Linked DNA regions of Homo sapiens: region 2 is linked to region 1. The links are chromatin contacts, found by Hi-C or POLR2A ChIA-PET in ENCODE. All regions are on one chromosome and are shown on one strand. Each heading gives the region's core, a stretch centred on a gene start or an enhancer-like site at or near the end of the contact. The rest is flanking DNA. Distances are from core to core; before and after follow the strand shown.

Evidence for each region. A loop is a pair of places that touch in the nucleus more often than their neighbours do. ChIA-PET counts read pairs that join two places held with the same protein, here RNA polymerase II (POLR2A). Pooled maps may share reads with other maps.
Region 2: a loop to region 1 is called in a pooled map, with 6 times the contacts of the local background. The contact joins the promoter of ITPA here to the promoter of CSNK2A1 in region 1. A Hi-C loop is called at or near these places in 3 of 50 pooled maps. POLR2A ChIA-PET finds 5 or more read pairs at or near these places in 2 of 52 experiments (GM12878 and OCI-LY7).

What each region holds. Positions count from the first base shown.
Region 1 is chr20:541,549-546,935 of GRCh38, forward strand. CSNK2A1 (casein kinase 2 alpha 1) reads right to left here and starts at 2,242. Exons shown (of 14, transcript NM_177559.3): 1 at 2,124-2,242. RefSeq lists enhancers at 562-1,255, 1,949-2,642, 2,128-2,277, 2,298-2,377, 2,488-2,537 and 1 more and a silencer at 1,748-1,807.
Region 2 is chr20:3,205,606-3,210,992 of GRCh38, forward strand. ITPA (inosine triphosphatase) reads left to right here and starts at 3,893. Exons shown (of 8, transcript NM_033453.4): 1 at 3,893-4,012. The coding sequence starts at 3,947. RefSeq lists enhancers at 3,488-4,136, 4,019-4,088.

The sequences.
Region 1 (5,387 bases), core at 992-3,491:
AGACAATAGTAAAAACAAGGACTCACTCTGGATGAGTGAGTAGGAAAAGGACGCGCAGTATGGAAAAGGAGTTGCCACCTGTTTCATCCTCAAATTGCAAGGCACTTCACCCATAACTACTTAGAAACTAACCCATGCTCCTCCTTAAATGTGTATTTCTCTTCTCTGTATTCCACAAAGGAGTACATAACTAGGCTTTTTTTTATTTTTAAAGAAAAGTCACCTCACGGGGACCTAACTGTATAATCAGTTGATTAATCAATCTAAGCAAATTTCCAATCTTGCATTCTTTCTTCAAGTCATACACCCTCCCGCAATAGCAAACCAAAGCCAAGTATTTCAAAGTCACAGAAGGACAAAAACATGCCCTGCTAAGACTGCAGGTGAACTTTTGAGAATACCACGGAGGAGAACTAGTATTGGTACTGGACTTTCAGCCCCAGGTCCACCAAGCCAGTAAAGCCAAATGACTTACAACAAAACCCTACAACAACTACAAAGATACTACTCTAAAGCCCTGTCTACAGTCAAATTCTTGACTATAAATTTTACTTAGAACAGAAGAGCCCCAAATATACCAGCTAGTCCCTTTACAGTGACAGGTAAAAGCTACTTACTACACTTACTACCTGCCAGACACTGTAGTAAGCACTTGACACAAATTGTCTTATTTACTCTTCTCCGTAAACTCACAAGCTAGAAAATACCATCATCCCCCTTTTACAGACGGGAAAACTGAGGCTTAGAGAGTTTAGGTCACACAGCTAAGTAGCAATGGCCCTGATATTTGAGAACCTAGGCAGTCTGGTTTTTAACCACTGGGCCTACACTGCACTCCTCAGATGGAATGAAGTCTCCAATTCTTGGAAAAATCTTCCCTTCTTAGTTTTCTTTTTTCTTTTTGAGGCGGAGTCTCGCTCTGTCGCCCAGGCTGGAGTGCAGTGGCGGATCTCAGCTCACTGCCACCTCCGCCTCCCAGGTTCAAGCGATTCTCCTGCCTTAGCCTCCCGAGTAGCTGGGATTACAGGCGCGCGCCACCAAGCCCGGCTGATATTTGCATTTTTAGTACAGACGGGGTTTCACCGTGTTGGTCAGGCTGGTCTCGAACTCCTGACCTCGTGATCCACCCGCCTCGGCCTCCCAGAGTGCTGGGATTACAGGCGTGAGCCACACGCCCGGCCTCTCTTCTTAGTTTTCATTTCCTCTCCCCATGTCCCATTCTCGTAGAATTAAACAGCTGAAAAGTAATCAAGTCTTCCCAAATAATTTGCCACCTTCTTTTCAAAACTCTTTCCTCCACACAAAGCAATAGCCAAGATGCAACTTCTCCTGACCCTGACTCTGCTTCCCCAAAACAAACTACAGAAGCTCCACCCATCACCTGCTTAATCTAGCAATGTTCCAACACTGCAAAAAACACACAACGAAAAACAAAATTGAAAAGTCCTACTCTTTCAAAAGGTCACCAACATATGTATACCCTTAGCCAAGCTTTCTCTCCATACCTCTTTTTCTATCCAGGCTCCTAACTAGTCCTTAACTCCAACTCCAGACGTTCTGCCCCACGTCTTGGTCCCTTCCCCCTTTCGCCCCAGCAACCCCGCCTGGGGTTCTCTCCACCTCGCACCCACTCTGCAGGTGGGAAGCTCAGCCCCGCCCAGAGGGACCCTAAGAAGGCCCCTACTCCAGCTGCCCAGTTTCGCGGGAGGGTTCACTGCACACTACCCAGCAGGCACCACTCCCTCCGCACCCTCCCCCAGCACCCCCCTGCGGCCCCACCCCTCAAGTTCCCTTCCCCCTCTGACGACCCCCTCCTCCAAGTTGTCCCCTAGTCCCCACCCAGTTCAGTCCTCTCCTCTGCAATAAGCTGGACTCCGGCAGCCGGTTCCCACCCTCACATCGGCCTCTGCCCCCAAACCTCGCCCTCCGCCCTGAGGGGTGGCCCCTGGGCCTCCCCGATGGGCTGCAGGGGCCTCGCTTGGTTTATGTGTGAAGGTGGGGGCAGGGGAAGGCGACGGGCCGCTCAGGAGTCTGCTGGAAGCGTGAGGGTCGGCCGCGCTCCGCTGCCCTATCCTGGGCCCACCCCACCCGCCAACGACCTCGCCTGGCTGCTCCCTAGGTACCTGTGGTGGAAGCGGCAGCGGCGGCGGCCGCTCTCCCCTCTGCTCACACAGACAATATGGCGGCGATGGAGGAGGAGACACACGGCTCGGCCGCCAGCCGCAGGGACCAGAGCGAGGCTGCAGCCGCTGCTGCCGGAAGCGGAAACCCCCTCCTACCAGGAGGCGGGGCGAGACAGCTTCCGACTCCGCCCCCAGAGGAATCTCTCTGAATGCGGCCATGCTGGGATGTCCTATTGTAACCTTAGGGATTCAGTTCTGGCCTAGGGTGCAAAATGGAAGGAATCCCCAACGCAAAGCAGAATAAGGAGACTTGCAATAGTTAAGCGCATTTTATTTCAATAGTGTTAACAAGTGACAACAGAGAGAACACGAACCTCCCATTAGGTGAACAGTTGGTTTGACCCAAGTTAAGATGGCGGTACCCAGGTTTCCCACACTTCACCCAGCTGGCCCCCCTTTCTTGAAAAGAACCATGCGCGACCTGCAGAGCTGTAGAGCCAAGCATTCTGGGAGCTGAAGTCTCTTTTGCTCTGACCCCTCGTTTTAAATTAGGGTTTCAGCAACACTTTCTATTCAAACTTGGAGTTCGGAAGAAGTGAATGAAAGTTGGACCCTAGGAAGGGCATGGCGCAGGAGTCTGAGAAGTGAGGATACTAGCTCTCAAGAGACCAAGGCCCAATTCCTTCCTCCTACAGGAGTCCTGCCAAGAGCTGTGCGTCCAAAATACAGTGTTTTTTTTTCCTTCTATCTGCCTCCCACCCCTGCTCTCCTTGCCCGAGCTACCTCCCCAAAACAGCCACAAAGCACTTTCTACCATGCAGAGCTCATCATGGTCTCCCTATGGTCAAAAATCTCCCATGGACCTCTTTATGCACCAAAGATAGCCCAAACTCTTCACTTGACATTCAGAGTCCTCCATAATTTGGCCAAACCCTCCTTTCCAGCCTCCTATTCTGCCACTCTCTTCTCAAATTCCGGAAGATTCCACCCACAAGACTGCAAACAATTCCTGGAACTTAGCTGTGTTGCCTCCCTCCCTTTACACTGGCAGTTACTTCTCTTACTGTCACCTCATGGACTGGATAATTTCTGTATGCCGATTGAACTAATTCAGGGATCCTTTCCTCTAGGGGTCTCCTCTCTGTTTAACTCCCTCCAACCCAGACACTATCAGTCAGTAACCTGAGGACCTCAGTCTGTCTCCTCCATCAGACTGGGAGCCCCCAGTGGACAGGGCTCCATCTGATGATCAACCTCTCCTTTGCAGGCCCTGATAAAAGCTGAAGCGTCTAAGAGTTGCTGAAAGGAGTTCAAGTATTAGTCTCACCTCTGGTGGGACAGAGGTGTGAGCACTGGAACGAGGGTGAGGAGGCCAGGTTCTTTCAGTACCAACCATTATCCCTAACTGTCTCAGAATAGCTGGTTGTCTCAGGAATGGGCCTCTCCACCCTCCACAGCCCTGCCTTCACAGTTTGTCAGCTGACTAGCACCTCTGCTCCCAAAGAGGCACCTCTTCCCCATGTGGGGTTAGGGCTGGTGGTGGCTGCAGACTTATAGTGATGGCCTCAGGGAGGTGGCTGTGGCCTTCTCTGGACCTCATCTGCTAGACAGCTTGTGACATCTGATCCCAATTGCCTGGGAACCCACAACAGTTTTTCTCTCAGTGTCCTGTAACTGGGCCTCAATTTCCCCACTTGTGGACTGAGGAGGTTATACAAGATAATCCCAAAGTTTCTGGGAAGCCATCTTCCAGGAAATGATACCCTTCTACCTACCTCTCGAACGTATCTTTTTGGCTCTTGTGGCTTTGTTTTTCCCAACTGTATTCACATTTGTTTAACTCACAACAATTCATCATTTGCTATGAGCCAGACACTGTGCTAGGTACTGGGGATGTGTTATGAGGAAGACATACACCAGTTGCTCACTGGTGGAGCTTACCTTCTAAAGTGAGAAGCAAGTAATGCACAGGTAAACAAATGCATAAACAAAGTAATTTCAGGTAGCAATAAGTGCTACGAAAGGAAAAGATAAGTAGCTGTGAAGTATAGAGCTTTAGCTTGAGTGGTTCAGAAGGTCCCTTTGAGAAGGAAACAGTAAGTGCAAACGTCCCAAGGCAGGAAAGAGCATCACAAGTTTGAAGAAGGAGGCCATGGTGGCTGAAGCACTGCAAATAAAGGGAAGAAGAGGAAGAAATATGGTGGGAGAGGTGGGCAGGGCATTCAGGTCATGATAAGGAAGCTGGGTTTTCATCTGAGTGTAGTGAGGATATTTCCCATTGCTTAGCCTTCATGCCTTTCCAATCTCAGCCTCTCTCACAGCATTAGTTCTTCATTCTTCTTCCTAGTTCTGGCCTCTATCCATGACTTCATTCAGAGGGCTCACCTGGGCACACATATACAACCCTCATACTCATGCAGGACATAATTGAAACCCAACTCCTGCCGTCTACTACGCCAGCCTCATGTAGGTCTCCGGTCTCAAGAGGCTTCCCATCCCAAGTGTTCACCTAGTTGTAGACTTAACATTTATCCTTAACTCTTACTGTCTCTGATCCCCCACATCACACCTCTCAGGCTAGTCTTTCTGCAAACAACAGCAGCAGAAGCAAGAGTTAAGATGTTGAGAGTACTTGCACTGTGCCACACACTGAATGTTCATCATCTCACTTAATCCTCATGTCAACCTGATGAGGTAGAAACCAAAAGTATCTCACCGTACAGATGAGGAGACTCAGGTTCACAGAGATCACAGGCCATGCCCAAGGTCACATGCCGGAGATGGAGCTTGCATTTCAACCTGGGCCATTAGAGTGACTCTCTCTCTCTCTCTCTCTTTTGAGACAGGATCTTGCTCTGTTGTCCAGGCTGGAGTGCAGTGGCATGATCACAGCTCATTATAACCTTGAACTCCTGTGCTTAAGCGATCCTCCCACCTTAGCCTCCTGAGTAGCTAGGACTACAGACATGCACCACCATGCCTGGCTCATTTTTAATTTAGTAGTATTATTATTACTATTATTATTATTGTACAGATGGGGTCTTGCTATGTTGCCAGGGCTGGTCTTGAACTCCTAGGCTCAAGCAGTTCCCCTGCCTTGGCCTCCCAAAGTGCTAGAATTACAGGCAAAAGTTTTAATCATGCACTAAGAACCTAAGTGTATTTGCTTTCTATTGCTGCTTAACAAAATCACCCCACAATATAGTGGCTTAAAACAACAATATTTTATGTTTGTGTGGATTGGCAGTTTGGACATGTCTCAGC
Region 2 (5,387 bases), core at 2,643-5,142, 2.7 Mb after region 1:
GGGAAGATCACCTGAGCCCAGGGAGGTCGAGGCTGCAGTGAGCCATGATCATGCCAGTGCACTCCAGCCTGGGTGATAGAGTGAGACCCTGTCTCAGAAAATAAAAATAAATAAAAATAAATTCAGGACCAATGAACAATGGTGAGAAAGGGATTTGAAAAAATACGGGCCAGATGAGGTGGCTCTCCCCTGTAATCCTAGCACTTTGGGAGGCCGAGGTGGGCGGATCACTTCAGGTCAAGTGTTCAAAACCAGCCTAGCTGACGTGATGAAATCCTGTCTCTACTAAAAATACAAACAATGAGTGGGGCGTGGTGGCACATGCCTGTAATCCCAGCTACTCGGGAGGCTGAGGCAGGAGAATCACTTGAACCCAGGGGGCGGACGTTGCAGTGAGCCAAGATTGCACCACTGCACACCAGCCTGAGCGACAGAGCAAGACTCTGTCTCAAAAAAAAAAAAAAAAGAAAGAAAGAAAGAAAAAGAAAAAGAAAAAATATGGGCTGGGCGAGGTGGCTCACACCTGTAATCCCAGCACTTTGGGAGGCTGAGGTGGGTGGATCACCTGAACTCAGGAGTTTGAGACCAGCCTGACAAACACAGTGAAACCCTGTCTCTACTAAAAATACAAAATTAGCTTGGCGTGGTGGTGGGTGCCTGTAATCCCAGCTACTTGGGAGGCTGAGGCAGGAGAATCTCTCGAAGCCGGGAGGCAGAGGTTGCAGTGAGCCGAGATCACACTATTGCACTCCAGCCTGGGCAACAGAGTGAGACTCAGTCTCAAAAAAAAAAAAAAAAAAAAAAAAGCTGGGCACCGTGGCTCACGCCTACAATCCCAACCAACACTTTGGGAGGTCGAGGTGGGTGGATCACCTGAGGTCGGGAATTTGAGACCAGCCTGACCAACATGGAGAAACCCCATCTCTACTAAAAATACAAAATTAGCCGGGTGTGGTGGCTCATGCCCATAATCCCAGCACTTCGGGAGGCTGAGGCAGGCGGATCACGAGGTCAGGAGATCAAAACCATCCTGGCTAACACGGTGAAACCCCGTCTCTACTAAAAATACAAAAAAATTAGCCAGGCGTGGTGGTGGGCGCCTGTAGTCCCAGCTACTTGGGAGGCTGAGGCAGGAGAATGGTGGGGACCCGGGAGGCGGAGCTTGCAGTGAGCTGAGATCGCGCCACTGCACTCCAGCCTGGGCGACAGAGTGAGACTGTCTCAAAAAAAAAAAAAAAAGAAGAAGAAAGATACAAAAATTAACCAGGCATGGTGGTGCATGCCTGGAGTCCCAGCTACTCAGGAGGCTGAGGTGGGAGAACTGCTCGAACCCAATATGCAGAGGTTGCAGTGAGCCGGGACCACACCACTGTACTTCAGCCTGGGCAACAGAGCAAGACTCCATCTCAAAAAAAATAAATAAATAAAAGAATGAAAAAGAAAGTTATCTATGGACTTGTAATTATAGATGTCAGTTGTGATCTTTTTGTTTGTTGGTTTTTTGAGACAGGGTCTCACTCACATCACCCAGGCTAGAGTACAGTGGCACTCTTGGCTCACTGCAGCCTCGACTTCCCAGGCTCAGGTGATCCTCCCACCTCAGCCTCCTAAACAGCTGTGACTACAGGTGTGTGCCCCCAAGCCCAACTAATTTTTTGTATTTTTTGTAGAGACTGGGTTTCACCATGTTGTCTAGGCTTGTCTTGAACTCCTGGGATCAAGTGATCCACTGTGCCCAAGCTAGTTATCTTACATTACAGAACACCTACTATGTACCAGGAGCTGGGATTTAAGAATGAGAGGTGAGGCTGGGCACCGTGGCTCAAGCCTGTAATCTCAGCACTTTGGGAGGCTGAGGTGGAGGGATCTCCTGAGGTCAGGAGTTTGAGACCAGCCTGGTCAATATGGTGAAACCCCACCTCTACTAAAAGTACAAAAATTCACTGGGTGTGGTGGTGCATGTCTGTAATCCCAGCTACTCAGGAGGCTGAGGCAGGAGAATCCCTTGAACCCGGGAGTCGGAGGTTGAAGTGAGCCGAGATCGTGCCACTGCACTCAAGCCTGGGCGACAAGAGCAAGACTCCATCTCAAAACAACAACAACAACAACAACAAAACACAGTGGCTGATGCCTGTAATCCCAGCACTTAGGGAGGCCGAGGTGGGCATATCACGACGTCAGGAGTTCGAGACCAGCCTGGCCAACATGGTGAAACCCCGTCTCTACTAAAAATGCAGAAATTAGCTGGGCGTCGTGGGGGGTGCTTGTAGTCCCAGCTACTCAGGAGGCTGAGGCAGGAGAATCGCTTCAACCCAGGAGACAGAGGTTGCAGTGAGCCAAGATCATGCCATTGCACTCCAGGCCAGGTGACTAGAGCAAGACTCCGTCTCAAAAAAAAAAAAAAAAAAGAAAAAGAGAGGTGAGCAAAAACAGATATGGTTTTTACCATTAGGATTTTTAGAAGAGAAAACAGAATCACACAAATGAATATCTATTTGCAGTGCAGAGGTCAGTGCTATGCAAGCAGATGAAAGGGAGCTCAGGGAAGGTTTTCCTGAGCTGGGGCTTGAGCTGGCTAAGATCCAAGAAAGGCATCCATGTAAGGTGGGCTGTTTTTCTTCTTTTCAGGCTCCTCGGGGTAACTGATGTCCCCCAAGCCCTCCTCTGCCCCCAAATCCCCATGGCCACTCCTCTAGGGACTCTGCATAATGGTTAGTGTTTCTACTTCAATAAAAGAAAACAGGTCACCACCCAAAGCAGTGGTTCCCACACATTTTTTTTCTTTTTCAGACGCAGTTTTGCTCTTGTTGCCCAGGCTGGAGTCCGATGGCACGATCTCCGCTCACTGCAACCCCCACCTCCCGAATTCAGGCGATTCTCCTGAATCCTGAATTCTCTGAACTGGGATTACAGGCATGCACCACCATGCCCAGCTAATTTTGTACTTTTTGGTAGAGATGGGGTTTCTCCATGTTGGTCAGGCTGGTTTCAAACTCCTGACCTCGGGTGATCCACTCGCCTCAGCCTCCCAAAGTGCTGGGATTACAGGCGTGAGCCACCGGGCTTTCCCACACTTTGATGAGCATCAGAATGGCCTGAGGAGCTTGGTAAGAACTCAGACTCCCTCCCTTTCTTGTCCATGGGCAGAAGTGGCCATTCAAGAGGTACTGACACAGGGGTCCAGGCGGGGGGCAGAGGGCTGAGTCTCTGGAGGAGGGAGGTCAGATGACTTGCTGCAAAGAGAGTATCAGCAGAGGTTCAGCAGACCCACCTTTGAGAGGGCACTTCCTACTTTCTGTTGTGTTTGGAATGCAAAGATCTGGCTGAAACGGTGGCCACGGAGAAGGGGTGATAGATTTGAGAGGCTGGAGGGATGAGGAAGTGAGGAACTCTACATACTGAGCTCTCAAGCCTAGGAGTGAAAACGGGTGAGAAGTTTGGGCTTGTTTTAGGCTATGCCGAGTTTAAGTTCACAGTCGAGTGGATCATAGCTGGCGGGTAAGGCTGAAGGTGAGATCAGGATGAGGGTTTGGAAGCCCTTGCCTAGAAGGAGGCAGTTTTTTGAGACAGCATAGGAGAGCGCAAACCTCCAGGGTCACAGGGCTGCAGTCTTCTCCTTTCGGAGACCCCATTGCAGAGAAGAGCGAAAGCAGGGGCGGGGTGGGGGTGGGAGTGGTCTCTTCCGGTTCTTGAAGATAGCGTCCCTTAGGCAGGAGGGGTGGGTCACTCAGTCTCCAGGCTCGGGAGGCCCCCAGCAAATCGGACGCTGTGGGCTAGGCCGCCACCGCGAGCCCACTCGCCCGATACGCGCCTTGGGGTCCGGGTCGGCTTTCCCCGGGACCCCTGGCCGGAAACTGAGCCGTTCACTTCCGCCACCAGCCGGAAGTTTTCTGTCACTGGACGCCAAGGAGTTTTCGGTGGCTCAGCTGGGTAACCGGGGATCACCATGGCGGCCTCATTGGTGGGGAAGAAGATCGTGTTTGTAACGGGGAACGCCAAGAAGCTGGAGGAGGTGCCGGGAGGGTGTTGGGGGCTAACTGGGAGGCGGCTGGGAATAGGGCGGAGAAGGGGCTTCCGGGAGGAGGGAAGCACGTGGGAGGAGGCATGGAGAGAGAACAGAATTCAGCCCGGAAGAATGGGTCCTGACCCGGCTGTGTGGAAAAGCTGGGGCGCAAGAAGGGAGTGGCTGCAGAATCGGGGCGCCCCGGGGTTGGCGAGGGAACGAGGGTCTCGACAGATCCCGACACAGGGCTTGTGTGGTCAGCGACTGCGGGACCCGGAGGAGTAGCGGGGCTCTTAACAACCGCCCCGAAGGTCACCTATTGAAGTAGACCCCAACCCAGTGTCCCGACACTCTTCTGGGACTTATCCACATCCCGCTGCTGGGCCAGGGCTAGCAGGACCCAGAGAGGGCGTGGGACGGAGTTCCACACTGAGCAGTCCGTGCCTCACCACCGTCCTGAAATGTTCTAACCTCTTTTCGCGTGTGTGAAATGGGGATGATGCAGGACATTTGCTTCACAGCGCTATAGAGAGGAGGAGTAAAGGAGGCAGTGGATCTAAAGTTTCTGTTTGCAGGGACTTTGTGGCTAGCAAGTAACAGAAACACACAGGGAGCTCATGTAAGCCACCAGATGACTCCTGTGGGAATATAGTGTTATCGTGTCCCACAGGACCTGAAGTTCTCTCAAGAAGCTGACTTGTCCTTGTTCTCTCTGGATGCTGATCCCTATTCCTGTTCATATCTTTCCCCTTTCTTCCCTGCTGGGGGATGGAACAATGAGGCTTCTACCAGATATCAGCTCCGACTGGCTTTGCTTGAATCAAGAGTTTGCCCCTGTTCAATCAGCCATAGCCATGGAGTGGGGGTCATGTGTGGGGGATCAGGATGACACCCACTGGATATGTCTGAGGCAGACCAGTGGGGTGTAATCACTAGGGACACCTACATTTGCCTGTAGTGTAGGGAGGGACTGATGTCACTTTGGTGCCAGGACTGAGTGGCCTTCTCAGGAACCAGAGCCTTTTGCCGAAAAAAGGTTTGGGATCCTGAGGCCAGACCAGTCAGGCAGTCCACCCTGAACAGAGCCCATGCAGGACAGTGGGCATGAGACCCCAAACCTCTGGCTGAGAATATTGCCCTCACTTAAAGAAGGAGCTGGAACCCGAGTGCAGTGCCTCACGCCTGTAATCCCAGCACTTTGGGAGGCTGAGGTGGGCAGAACATCTGAGGTCAGGAGTTCAAGACCAGCCTGGCCAACATCATGAAACTTCATCTCTACTAAAAATACAAAAATTAACTGGGCATGGTGACACGTGCCTGTAGTCCCAGCTACTCGGGAGGCTGAGACAGGAGAATCGCTTGAACCTAGGAAGCGGAGGTTACA